2 separate regions of the Homo sapiens genome follow, and region 1 is linked to region 2. A link is a contact called in ENCODE Hi-C data. All regions are on one chromosome and are shown on one strand. The core of a region is the stretch at or near the end of the contact, and the rest is flanking DNA. Distances in the headings are between cores, read along the strand shown. Region 1 holds the start of LNCTAM34A (long non coding transcriptional activator of miR34a). Region 2 holds the start of SLC2A5 (solute carrier family 2 member 5).

What was found. Hi-C counts contacts between places; a loop is a spot of excess contacts on that map. Pooled maps may share reads with other maps.
Region 1: a loop to region 2 is called in a pooled map, with 2.7 times the contacts of the local background. The contact joins the promoter of LNCTAM34A here to the promoter of SLC2A5 in region 2. A Hi-C loop is called at or near these places in 1 of 37 single-sample maps with no recorded cell type and 3 of 50 pooled maps.

What each region holds. Positions count from the first base shown.
Region 1 is chr1:9,177,105-9,184,177 of GRCh38, reverse strand. It overlaps LNCTAM34A (long non coding transcriptional activator of miR34a), which reads right to left and starts at 1,974. Exons shown (of 3, transcript NR_132738.1): 1 at 1,862-1,974; 2 at 371-545. It overlaps MIR34AHG (MIR34A host gene), which reads left to right and starts at 1,840. Exons shown (of 2, transcript NR_132742.1): 1 at 1,840-2,171. RefSeq lists enhancers at 1-702, 1,903-2,252, 1,564-2,424, 2,363-2,512, 2,425-3,286 and silencers at 983-1,092, 1,103-1,192, 1,503-1,862.
Region 2 is chr1:9,065,573-9,071,913 of GRCh38, reverse strand. It overlaps SLC2A5 (solute carrier family 2 member 5), which reads left to right and starts at 2,279. Exons shown (of 12, transcript NM_003039.3): 1 at 2,279-2,410. The coding sequence starts at 2,378.

The sequences.
Region 1 (7,073 bases), core at 725-3,224, 110 kb before region 2:
GCTGCCTCTAGGACCCATCTGCCTCCTTTTATCCCTCTGAGTCTTTGAGGATCTGAGAAGCCCTTCACCTACTTGCCCTGTGGTGACAGGCACTCTGGACTGAGAGTGGGTATGGGATTGCCCCCCAGCAACAGGTGTAGGAAAAGTAGGCCTGACCTGCAGCCATCCACCTGCACCTGGGCGTTCTCACCTGCCAGCTGGCTCACGGCTTCTCTAGCACTGTTCTAGAATCACGGAGGAGTTTGGAAAACATGGGCTCATCACAGACACCTGTGAGAATAGGCTCACCGCCCCTCCCCTGTGAGAATGGGGGCAGGTCACCCCTGGCCTCCTCTCAGGCCCCCGAGGGTGCCCAAATGTGATTACGCACCTGGGTAGCATTCGCTTCCCTGTCCTCCTCCTAAAGAATCGTCTTCTCCCAGTGCCGGAGGAATGAGTCCCCCGTTCTCACCCCGGGGAGCGGTTGCCTCGTGAGTCCAAGGAGAATCCGCCCTTTCGTTTTGCGCAGGTGGAGATCTCGCGGGCCCAGTTCGGAGTCCTGCAAACTGTGAGTGTGCGAGGAGGGCTTGTTTCTGATGAAACCATTTCTGTCCCGTAACAACCCTGAGGGCAGAAACCCTTACAAAAGGAGCCACCGAGAGATTTGCTGTCCGCTTGATACTGGGGCACGGTGGTCCTGGGGGCAGCTTGTCCCGGAAGGGCGCGGGGCGCACTGGCTGGGATCTATAATGGTTGGGGCAGGAGGGTGGGTGGGGAGCCCCTTCTCCATGGCGGCGGGAGGTCTTCGGCGCTGCCCCTGCCCGCGCCTCCCTGCCCACCCCAAGGGCGCCCGACCGTGCGCGCAGGGCAGCGTGGAAAGGGTGGGAAATGCAGGGAGCGCGCCTTGGGGGCTGCCCCATGCTCCCCCCTGTAGCTCCGCGCTCAGGACCCGCGTCCGACTTTGCGTCTCTGGGAACCTTTAAGGCCGGTGAGGGGGGCTGAGCCGCGGCCCCTCGGCTGAGCCAAGCCCTGCCCCACGCAAGGTCCCCAGCCTGGCGCACCCGGCTCCCCAGCGCCGCGCGCCGGCCATGTCCCTTCCCACCCCAGCCCCCCGGGACCCGAGAGCCGTGCGGGGCCGAGCCTCGTGCCCCGAGGCACGCCGAGCCAAGTCACCCCTGCAGCCCGCGGCGCCGGAACTTGGGGGCGCAGTGAGTGGGGGCAGGGCGCCGGGCCGGCGGGCGGTGGCCGTGGCTGGGTGCCGGTTCCTGGCTTTAGAAGTCCTTTCGCATCTTGTTGAATCCGGGGCTGCATTGGCCCTCCGAGCTCTCCGGACTGGCAACGTCGCAGAGACAACAGGTCCTGACCCGGGACAGACCCCACACCCGCGTCCAGGACGTGGGTTTCTTCCCTCTTCCAGGCGAGAGGCCCTCGGACTGGGCGTCGCGGCGAGCCCCCCGTGGTTTCTGTTTGCTTTTGTACGGTCCCCCTTCCCCCCACCACCCTGTCCCGGCCCCACCCGGGCCTTGGTCCCACCGCGAAGGGGCGAGGAGTCCCCGGAAGGGTCGCGATGGCCGGGGAGTCCGGGACCTCGGCTCTGGGTAGGCGCGCCCCGCGACCCAGCGGCGGCGTGGGCGAGGGGCGCTGCGCAAACTACGCGCTCTCGCTGGGGAAACGCCAGCCCAGGCGGGCGGCGGCGGTGAAGGGGATGAGGACCAGGACCCCGTGCCCGGCGGGACTGGCCCCGCACCCCACGCCGCCCCCCTGCGGTGCGCACCGCATCTGCGCCCTAGGCCGAGGCCAGGCTCCGACCCCTCCCCCGCACCGACGTGATTCGGATCGCGCGGTGCTGGCGCCGCCTTCATGCGCCCTGCCTGGCCCCCACCTGGTCCTCTTTCCTTTTCAGGTGGAGGAGATGCCGCTGTCCCGTCGGTCTGGGGACAGCCCAGCTCCCCGGATCCCGGGCTGGAGAGACGCGTCGCGGCCCCGGGGCCTGGTGGCACGAGCAGGAAGGAGGACCCGGCGGCGGGCTCTGCCTGGGCTTGCCTGGGCTTGTTCCGAGCCGGGCTGCTTCTCGGTGACCACGCAGATCGGGGGCATTTGGAGATTTTGCGGGAGTCCTGCAGCCAAGCTCCGGGGCAGGAGAGGCCTGGAAGCCTGCACTACCTGCTCGCCCCGTCCCAGCATGCACCCAGGTAAACGCTTGTGTTTCTCAGTCCGTGCGAAAGTTTGCAAAGAAGGAGGCGGGAACTAGACCAACAACTTTAATAATCATAGTCATAATAATGAAAACCCTGTTCAATTGTGTAGCCTCCGTAAGGGGAAGAATTTCCAAGAAGCAACAAAATGTTCTTTGATTTCATAATCTCTGGGGAGAAAGGATTCCTTTTTTGGGGTTTTGCTCGGCTAGTTCTTTCTTCCCTCCTCTATCTCCAGCGTGGGGCGAGGAAGGCCGACTGGTTCATGGGTGGCAAATGGGGACCCTGGCTCTCTTGCGCTGCTGGCCACGGTGATATTGCAGCAAATGCTCAACCTCCCCAGTTCCTCTCCTCACCTTGAAAGTGGAGGCATTGATACTAGCCACCCATGGTTGCAAAAAACTCGCATGAAAGGGAAAGGAAAAGTGCTTCGGTCACTAAAGTAGCGTTGTCTAAGAGGTCAAGGCTTTGGAAGACTTTTGCTCTAGAAGAGGGGAACGGGAGAGGGGCTTTCAGCCAACCTGGCCCCGAGGTGAACGCGCGCGCCCCCTGCTGGCTGGAGCCCTGTCCAGCCTGTGAGCCGCCAGTGGGGAAGGAGACTGAGGGGAGGTGGTCCCTGGAGTTCCTTGCTCCTGGCCTGGAGCAGCAGGTGCCAGTGCTCCTGAGGCCCCCTCTCTCAGGTTACGTGGATGGGGCCTGTAGCACAGACAGGGCACATGCTTCAGCACCTCCCTGTTTCTGCGTCAGGTGGGGGACATGAGCTAGGCTCTGCAGAAGGTTCCAGAGCCTGGGCCTTCCTGTTGCATCCACACTAGGCTCCTGGAGCCCAGAGGTGGCTGGGATCTCTGCATACATGCATGTGAAACTCTAGCAGATACCAAGTCATGTTAAGGGGGCTAAACGGCCCACTGCAGTTATGTTAGCCAGTTCTGCCTCTGCCCAGTTCTGAGATATCTTTGGGACAAATGGCCACTCCTCTGAGCCCCTGTGTCTTCCTGCATGAGCCACAAATGCTGTGTAGTCATGGCTGAGGAAGAGGGAAGGTACCTGTGCTTGCAAACATTCCTCTTGAAGGACTATCCAGGAGCAGAGGGAGCAGCTGGGGGCAGCATCAGTTGGTACCTGAGCCCATTGGCACCTACTGCCACATGGGGTAGTGGCCTGTCTCCTGAGCTTCCCCAAGCTGGCCAAAACTGGCCAGGACTGCCCTGCTCTCCCCTCCCAATCCAGCTTTCTCTTGGGCCTCCAGGATCCCTTGGCTAGCTGGTGTGGTGGCCATGAGGACTGCACTTTTGCACCCCACCCCTGCCCTTGGCACACATCGCAAATCAATAATGCTAAACCTAGACAGGCCCCCAGGTCTTTCTGATCATAGCATCCATGCAGTGCTTCCCATTGATTGTGTCACCTAATTGCCAACCCAGCCCTACACCTGCCCTTGTAACTGGTCCCTGGGCCGGGGGGTGTAGGAGGATGCAAGGATGAACAAGATGCTGCCCTTGGTTATAGGATACACTACCTCCAGCTAGAGGTTATCAGATCTGTGCATAAGAAAATAACTAGGCGGGACTCATTCATTCATGCGACAAATATTTACAGAGTCCTTGCTATACGCAATGAGTCATTGAGGAGAAACCTACAGAAGGATGAGGGGGACGGCTTTTCAGGCAGAAGGGTTAGTAAGTGCAAAGGCCCTGTGTTTGGTGCATTGGAGAAATTGCAAGAAAGCGGGTGAGACTGAAGATCAACTCGTGATACTTGGTAATGAATATCACATGAAAACAAGGAAGTTTTCTTGTCTAGCTCTGAAATTTGCCTTGGTTGGCAGATCCTTCCTTCCCAGAGAGCACACATCAGTACTGCAGCTACAGCTGTCTGTCTGACATACTTGTAAGAACGAACTGTTTAGTGCAGGCTCTGGGAGGCAGTGCCATGCGGGTCACTGACATACATGGTGCCAATCATTTTTCTCCATTCGTAAGGCACCTCAGGACCCCACTGGGGCCCCAGTGTTCCAGTAAGGATACGGGTTTTGAGTTAAGGACCCGCCTTCCAGCTCCGTCTCTGTCACTAGCTGTGCTAATTTGGAAATAGGACTTCCTTTCCTGGCTTTGGTTCCTCATCTATAAAAATTGCCCTTATGTTAGGACCTACTTGGTAGACGCATGAGATAAAATAATTCGAGAATGTGCATAAACCAGGGAGCAGGGTGCTGTGGCAACTATTAGGTAGCATCAGTGATAAAGCACTTTGCTTTCATGGATATTTTATGTGTTCACTAAATCAGAACTTTCCTCTATGCTGATGTAGTCTAGTGAGGTCTGGGGAGTTTCTTGTTTGATTTTGCATTGCAAATATTCCTCTCTTCCCCTCCCTAAAAAACCACTGCTTTTTTTTTTTTTTTTTTTTTTTTTCTGAGACAGGGCCTCACTCTGTCACCCAGGCTGGAGTGCAGTGGCACAACCGTAGCTCACTGGAACCTGGAACTCCTGAGCTCAAGCGATCATCCCGCCTCAGCATCCTGAGTAGCTAGCACTACAGGCATATGTCACCATGCCCAGCTAATTTTTAAATTTTCTGTTGAGATGGGATCTTACCATGTTTCCCAGGTTGGTCTCAACCTCCTGGGCTCAAGTGATCCTCCCGCCCCAGCCTCCCAAAGTGCTGGGATTACAGGTGTGAGCCACCTCGCCCAGCCTACATTTTTTTTTTTCATTAACTAGTATTGCAAATATTTAAATGGAGTAAAATGCCTTGAGTTGATGCCAAAAGGAAAAATAAGGGTCTATAAGGGGATCCATTCTGACTGAAGCATGACACGGTTTGAGTACGCCCTCTCCCGTGTCCCTGGCTGTGGGTTACCACGCCTGGGGCAGGCAGTGGCACCTGGGGAAGGCTTGGCAGAAGCTCCTGCCTCTCACGCTCATAGACCTTTTGACCCACCAGGCTCACCCCAGGGCCCCGCTCTGACCTCCGTGGCACCAGGTGACTCTTACTCTGCACTGTCATTTGGGGCCCTCAGCCATCCCACCTCACCCCACACGGTCCCAGCAGCTCCTGCCCGATTCCCATGCCTCCTCTGGACAGAGAGCTCACACTCCTCTTGCCAGATCAGTAACTCCTTATGAGGAAGATGGTTTCCATACTCAGTAGATGGCACAGTGGGGGCAGCAAGGGAGGGTCTGCCAGAGGAGACAGAGCTGGCCTGACAGTGGTGGGGGTTGGGGGTGTCTGTTGACTTGTTGAACCAAATTGATTCCTAGTCCTGGCATTAAACATCCTGCGAGGCTGTCACCTCATCTCAAACAAGATTAGTTAAAACGGACTTGAATTGAAAGTGGGTAAGACTGCTGTCGCTGTCACCCCCTGTTACTCTGCAATCCACCACCAGTGAGGGGTGAAGCGAGTTTAAAATCCTGGGCCACATGGTCGACCACTGATCAGTCCTCGTCCATGATCACCACAAGGAGAGTGGTGGTGAACTGGCTTCCCAAACCCCAAAGCAAATAGAAAGCCCTCACCTTCAGGGCTGGGTGCGGTGGCTCACCTGTAATCCCAGCACTTTGGGGTGCTGAGGTGGGCGGATCACTTGAGGCCAGGAGTTCGAGACCAGCCTGGACAACATGGTGAAACCCCTGTCTCTACTAAAAATGCAAAAATTAGCTGGGCGTCATGGTGCGCGCCTGTAATCCCAGCTACTTGGGAGGCTGAGGCAGAAGAATCGCTTGAACCCGGAAGGCAGAGGTTGCAGTGAGCCGAGATCATGCCACTGCTGCACTCCAGCCTGAGTGACAGAGCGAGACTGTGTCTCAAAGAAAAACACAAAAAGAAATCCCTCACCTCCAGCCTGAAAGACAGAAAAATAGTTCTTGATAATTTGCTGAGAAAAAAAACATTGTTGAATTTATCACAACCTGGCCACCACCCAGCCACCCCCTGCCCTGGACACCCAGCCTCATAGTGCTGGGTGGGAGGTAGAGAGACCCTGCTGGCATTGGAGGACAGCTGCGATGGTCTTTTAGGGAGAAGGTGAGACAGGCCCAAAGTAATACAGTCGAGCCTCTTTACCTGGGGGTTCCACATCAGCTGATTCAGCCAGCCTAGGGTCCAAAATGTTTGAAAAAGCAAAAATAAATAATAATACAACAATAAAAAATAATATAAAAGGGCCGGCTGTGGTGGATCATGCGTGTAATCCCAGCACCTATGGAGGCCAAGACTGGAGGATTGCTTGAGCTCAGGAGTTGGAGTCCAGTCTGGGCAACATAGCAAGACCCCTGTCTAATAAAAAAATAATAATACAAATTAAAAAACCATGCGGTATAACAACTATTCACATGGCATTTACATGGTATTAAATATTATAAGTAATCTAGAAATGATTTAAAGTGTGTGGAAAGGCCAGGAGCAGTGGCTGACGCCTGTAATCCCAGAACTTTGAGAGGCCAAGGTGGGTGGATCACCTGAGGTCAGGAGTTCGAGACCAGCCTGGCCAACATGGTGAAACCCCGTCTGTACTAAAAATGCAAAAATCAGCCAGGTGTGGTGGCAGGTGCCTGTAATCCCAGATAATCGGGAGGCTGAGGCGGTAGAATCGCTTGAACCTGGGAGGCGGAGGTTGCAGTGGCTGAGATGGCGCCATTGCACTCCAGCCTGGGCGACAAGAGCAAAACTCCATCTCAAAATAAATAAATATGGTGGCGCGTGCCTGTAATCCCAGCTACTCAGGAAGCTGAGGCAGGAGAATTGCTTGAACCCCGTAGGTAGAGGTTGCAGTGAACTGAGATTGCACCACTGGAAGTGACAGAGTAAGATGTATGTGGAGGATGTGTGTAGTTATATACAAATACCACACAATTGTATAAAAGGCGCTTGAGCATCCTCAGATTTTGGTATTCA
Region 2 (6,341 bases), core at 1,030-3,529:
AGGCAGAGGCCGAGGGGGATCCGGGCTGAGGCAGAGGGGTCCTGGGCAGGGACAGGACCCACCCGGAGCCCGCAGGCCCGCCAGGCAGAGGGACTGGCTGAGCGGCCCGCAGCCTGGCGTCATGACGGCCTCCCGCCACGCCCCCGTCCCCGCGCTCGGCTCCCTCCAGGGCGGAAGCACGGGTCGAGCGTTGGTGACGCCATGGCTGTGCTTGCGACGCCCTGTCACTGGCAGGAACCGGGTACTGCGGCCCGCAGCTCCCGGGATGATCCCCTCTGGGCCTGAGGGCCTGGCTCACTGTCCCCGCTTCCCCGGGCTGGGCCGTCAAGGCGGGGACTGGGAGTGTCCGCGTCCCCCCCAGCGACCCCCGGTTTTAGTTACCCCCTCGCCCAAAGGCAGGGAGAAGTGGAAGATCTGGGCCTAGATAGAAGCAGGTGTCATGCACTTGACATGACTGATGACTACAAACTTTGGACGATTATTTTTGGGGGGAGGATGGGGGACGGAGATGAGTCTCGCTCTGTCGCCCAGGCTGGAGTGCAGTGGTGTGATCTAGGTGCGCTGCAACCTCCGCCTCCCGGGTTCCAGCTATTCTCCTGCCTCAGCCTCCCAAGTAGCTGGGATTACAGGCGTCTGCCACCATGCCTGGCTAATTTTTGTATTTTCGGTAAAGACAGGGTTTCACCATGTTGGTCAGACTGGTCTCGAACTCCTGACCTCAGGTGATCCACCCACCTTGGCTTCCCCAGGTGCTGGGATTACAGGCGTGAGCCACCGCGCCCGGCCGGATTCTTCTTTGTGTTGGATTGCACACCTGTACCCGTCTCCTCACTCCCCCATCGTTGATTTCCTCTCCCCACCCTACCCCTGCAATTAAAGTGCATTTTCTTTGGAAACTTTTTCTAGATCTTTGAAATAATTGGAAACCTCTGGTCTTGCTATGCGTTAGTCACAAGTCAGTGTGCTAGGACAGTGATACGCAGAAGAAAAAGACAGGCAGTAGCTGGTGAAAGGGAATGCTGAGTTCTCCCTTGTGAATAGGGACCCCCCCGACCCCCCAACACACACACACACACAGACGGCCACGCTGCTAGGCTTCTCACAGTCTCCCACCCTGAGCAACCCTGGGGATTTGCTGCTAATGCAAGGAACAGTGCCTAACACAGGCTCCCAGTCTCTGCTTGTTTAAAGATGCATGAGATTCAGAATCAATCACTAAAGTAACTGGATTTACGCCACAGCAAATAGAACTGGGAGTATGTTCTGTAAAGATGAAAACCTGTGGGACTTGTGAGACTTTGGATTTTGGCCACTTGCGCTGGTGTGCCCTGTGGCAGCTGAATGAGTGCCAAACATGGGGGGCTGACAGTGGCCTGGCCTTGAGATGGCCGGACCCGGACCAGCAGGTGTGACTCATTTTCCCTGCCCTGCCTGGAAAGGGGTTCGAGGTATTTACCACCTTCCCAGTAGTGATGAATACACAGAAAGTAACATCCCTAGGTCATTCTGAGCTCCTTAAAATGGAAAATAAGAGGCCGGACACGATGGCTCACGCCTGTAATCCCAGCACTTTGGGAGGCCAAGGAGGGTGGATCACTTGAGGTCAGGAGTTCGAGACCAGCCTGGCCAACATGGCAAAACCCCGTGTCTACTAAAAATATAAAAATTAGCCGAGCGTGGTAGTGCACGCCTGTAATCCCAGCTACTCAGGAGGTGGAAGCAGGAGAATCGCTTGAACTCGGGAGGCGGAGGTTGTAGTGAGCTGAGATCATGCCACTGCACTCCAGCCTGGGACAAGAGCGAAACTCCGTCTCAAAAAAAAAAAAAAAAAAAAAAAAAAACAGAAAATGAGAAACTTTCCCCAAACAGTATTACACGGTGACTTGGGCAAAACTGACTCTCCACCAAGAGACACTTGACTGTAGTTTTCCTGGCAGGGAGAGCATCTTTGAGGTCTCTAGTGGCCCAATCTGTTGCCCTCAGATTACCTGGTGTCATGTAGGGTGGAGGACAGCTGTTGTTTGCCATGCGTTCCTGACAGAAATAACCCTTCCAGTCATTCACCATGAGCCTGACTGGTAGAGACTTTAGCAATGGGGAAATACCGTAGACTGTTCCATCAGGACAATGCTGGGCCTGCAGTCCCCAGGGGGCACCCACTTACTTAGCCAAACCCCAGACGTTTCATTTAAAAGCAGAAGTGAAAGGAAGACCAGGTTCCTGAAAGGGTTATTCTGACTTAATCTGGCTATAAAAATGCTATTGGCTGTTATTTGGCATGGCCAAAGTGCACCCAGAATGTCTTCTCTCTCCATTCAGTGCACGCGTTACTTTGGCTAAAAGGAGGTGAGCGGCACTCTGCCCTTCCAGAGCAAGCATGGAGCAACAGGATCAGAGCATGAAGGAAGGGGTGAGTGTGTTGCTCAGGGAAAGGGGCCAAGAGCAGGCTTGGCTGCCAGGGCCTGTGCAGCCTTCCTGGAGAGTCGCTGGGGGGCTCCTGGTGTTGCAGAGGGAACTCTGTGTTGGGAGGGATTATGGTGGGGAGAGGGGGAAAGTCTTGTCCAGCAGGTGGTCTTTTATAGGGAGGAGAGAGGTTTAGAGACAAGTGCTCTGTGGAAATCATTCTACTGGAACAGCCTTTAACAGCAGGATCTGTAACTGAATGGAAGAGACCCAAAGGATTCATTTGTCCCAACTTGAACCAAACATGTTAGCTGCAAAATCCTTCTATGGTTGGTGAGATGTTTCGCTCTGCTTTCGTTTTGCTTTTGGCTTCAGGGCAGTTAATTTTTTCAGCAAGTAACATAGCTGAGCTGCATGAAAGCAAGATAAACTCAGAAAAGGCGTTGCTTGATTTGAATTTAGTTCAGATCTGTCACGTAGGTTTCCTGCCTTTTAGATCCTGAGGCTCCCTTGTTTTAGAGAGGAAAGATTTTCATGGACTCCTGCAACGTAATTGCAGTTTACTTTCTAGATTCCCTTGATTGAGGAAAATGCATAATGTCAGAAAAGTAACACTGACTTATTAACACTTTATAAGAATTTGCATTTATTCATCACAATAGCATCTGCTTATATTTGGAGTGGAGGAAGGATAGTGCACATTTTTGCAAAACAGCATTTGTTCAGGCATGGATGTGAGACCCTCACCATAGGCAGACTGGAAACATGCTCTGTAGCACATAGATTAAGAGTGGGTCTTGGGAGGCTGAGGTGGGTGGATCACCTGAGGTCAGCAGTTCGAGACCAGCCTGGCCAACATGGTGAAACCCCATCTCTACTAAAAATACAAAAATTAGCCAGGCGTGGTGGCAGGTGCCTGTAATCCCAGCTACTCAGGAGGCTGAGGCAGGAGAATCACTTGAACCTGGGAAACAGAGGCTGCAATGAGCTGAGATCACGCCATTGCACTCCAGCCTGGTCAACAAGAGCGAAACTTCATCTCAAAAAAAAAAAAAAAAAAAGAGTGGGCCTGGGAAGTAGAAGCCCCCAGGATTCATTCCTGCTCCATCCTATTCTAGCTGTGGGACTTGGGTAAGTTCTTTAACTCTTCAGTGCCTCAGTTTTCTCATTTGTAAAATGGGAGTAATAACCATACCGCCTCATAGGGTGCTGGAGCAATTAAATGAGATAATGCATGTAAAGTACCTGGCACAGAGTGAGTTCCCCGTAAATGTTACTACTTTTCTTTCTCTCTCTCTCGCTTTTTTTTTTTTTTTTTTTTGACACAGAGTCTTGCTCTGTCACCCAGGCTGAAGTACAGTGGTGCGATCAAGGTTCACTGCAACCTCCACCTTCTGGGCTCAAGCGATCCTCCCACCTCAGCCTCCCAAGTAGCTGGGATTACAGGCATGCACCACCACACCCGGCTAATTTTTGTATTTTTAGTAGAGATGGGGTTTCACCATGTTGGCCAGGCTGGTCTAGAACTCCTGACCTCAGGTGATCCGCCCGCCTCGGCCTCCCAAAGTGCTGGGGTTACAGGTGTGAGCCACCGCGCCCGGCCATCGTAAATGTTACTACTTTTCAATCATTCTTTAGGCTGGTTTCTCCACCTCCGCGTGATTTCCATTTGGCACTGGCTAACGCTTCGTTGTAGGGGCTGTCTTGTGTGTTATAAGATGTTTAGCCGCGTCCCTGGCTCTACCTTCTAGACGCAGTAGCTCCCTCCCCCAGGAGTGACAACCGATGTCCCCGAGAGGGCAGAATCCACTCCCAGCCCTCAACTGAGAGGCACTGCTTTGGAGTCTACTCAGCCCCTTCGCTTGGGTCATCTTGTTTGTCTTACAACTAAGAAAGTGTTAGACAAATCAAGTGTCATCACCTCCATTTTATAGAAAAGAAACGGAGGTGATGAGGACTTAGGTGTTTGGGGTCCAGGGAGGTCCTCCGCTGTCCAGAGAAAGGCACAACTGCCACGTTCCCCACGTCCACCAAGTCCAGCTGCAGAAAGGAATGGAAACACCCCCACGTGGCAGGCCCTGAAACTGAGTAACACATTGCGAAAGGAAATGATTCAGATGGCCACATGCGAGAGGCATGGGCTGACCCAGCTGCCTGCTGCCTCAGCCCTCCAGGGAAGGAAGCCTCCTCTGGGCCAGAGGGATGAAGGTGGGGATGGGCTTCCCGCTCCTGAGAGCAGCCTGCCCCTTGGGGAGAAAGCTGGGGCGTGCTGGGCTTCCCAAAACACTCTGAAGGAAGCGATCCCAATGGTCTGTAAGAATCCGGGAAATCATTAAGTGCAGCCGAGAGGGGAGGTAGGAGCCAAGGAGAAATGCGGGGGCAGGCGAAGGCTACAGAGGCTGCGCGGTCCGGGGAGGAGGGCGTCTGGCAGTATGGAGCCAGCTGCCTGCCCCTCAGTGGTTGTGTGGCAGTGGCCTCACTGGCCTTTTCTCTTCTTTTTCTTTCTTTTTCCTTTTTTTTTTTTTTTAATTTTGAGACAGGGTCTTACTCTGTTGGCCAGGCCAGAGTGCAATGGTGGGATCATAGCTCACCGCGGCCTTGAAGTCCGGGGCTCCAGCAATCCTCCCACCTCAGCCTCCCGAGTAGCTGGGACTACAGGCATGTAGCACCACCCTTGGCTAATTTTTAAATATTTTGAAGAGACGGGGTCTCACTATACCCAGGCTGGTCTTGGGCTACTGGGCTCAAGTGTGCCTTCTGCCTCAGCCTCCCAAAGTGCTTGGATTGTAGGCCTGAGCCACTGCACTCAGCCCTGCTTTTCTCCTATGTAGAGGGCAAACACTGACATCTATCAGATGTGCACCAAGGACTTTCTGCCAGGAAGAAAAGACTGTTGGTCTGAAAGAAAAAAAAATAAAATGGATTAGGAAAAGAAAAAGGTACAACAAGGTATTTTACAACTACATAAGAATTGAGGGCCAGGTGCAGTGGCTCTGGCCTATAATCCCATCAGTTTGGGAGGCCGAGGCAAGCGGATTGCTTGAGCCCACAAGTTTGGGACCAGCCTGGGCAACATGGCGAAACTTGGTCTCTACAAAGTGTACAAAAATTAGCTGGGCATGGGGACCGTGCCTATAGTCCCAGCTGCTCTAGAGGCTGAGGTGGGAGGATCGCCTGAGCCTGGGAGGTAGAGTTTGCAGTGAGCAGAGATAGTGCCACTGCGCTCCAGCCTGCGTGACTCCAGCCAGAGTGAGATTCTGTCTCAAAAAAAAAACAAAGGATTGTTGAATAAAGTTCCCCACCTCAATAAAAAGATGCCGAAGTGCTTTGGAAAATAAAGACACATTTTTGTGGAGTGGCTCCACCAGCAACTAGTTGAGTATCCTAGAGCAACTGACACCCCTCTGTGCTCTCCGGGTCCTCACTGATATTCATTTGTAATTAATGGATTAATTAACCCATTTGTAACACCTACTACAGACCAGGCATGGTCCTAAGTGTTCTATACCAGTGAACTCATTTATTCCTGTGGTGGTATCATTATCCTCAAAAAAAAATTTTTTTTTTGAGGCAGGGTCTGGCTCTATCACCCAGGCAGGAGTACAGTGGCACAATCACGGCTCATTGCAGCCTCCTGGGCTCAAGAGATACTCCTGCCTTGTTTTTAAATTTTTTCGTAGAGACGAGGTCTCACTATGTTGCCCAGGCTGGTCTCAAACTCCTGGGCTCAAGCCATCCTCCTGCCTCGGCCTCCCAAAGTGCTGGGATTATAGGCATGGACCACCAGGCCAGGCCCATTATCCCCATTCTAAAGGTGAAGGAACTGAGAAGCTCAGGGAGTTGCCCAAGGCCACACAGCCCAGCAGAGCCAGGCTTCGAGCCCACACTCCTGGGCTCCAGAAACTGTGCTCCAAACCACCGCAGCGGCTGACGATGCT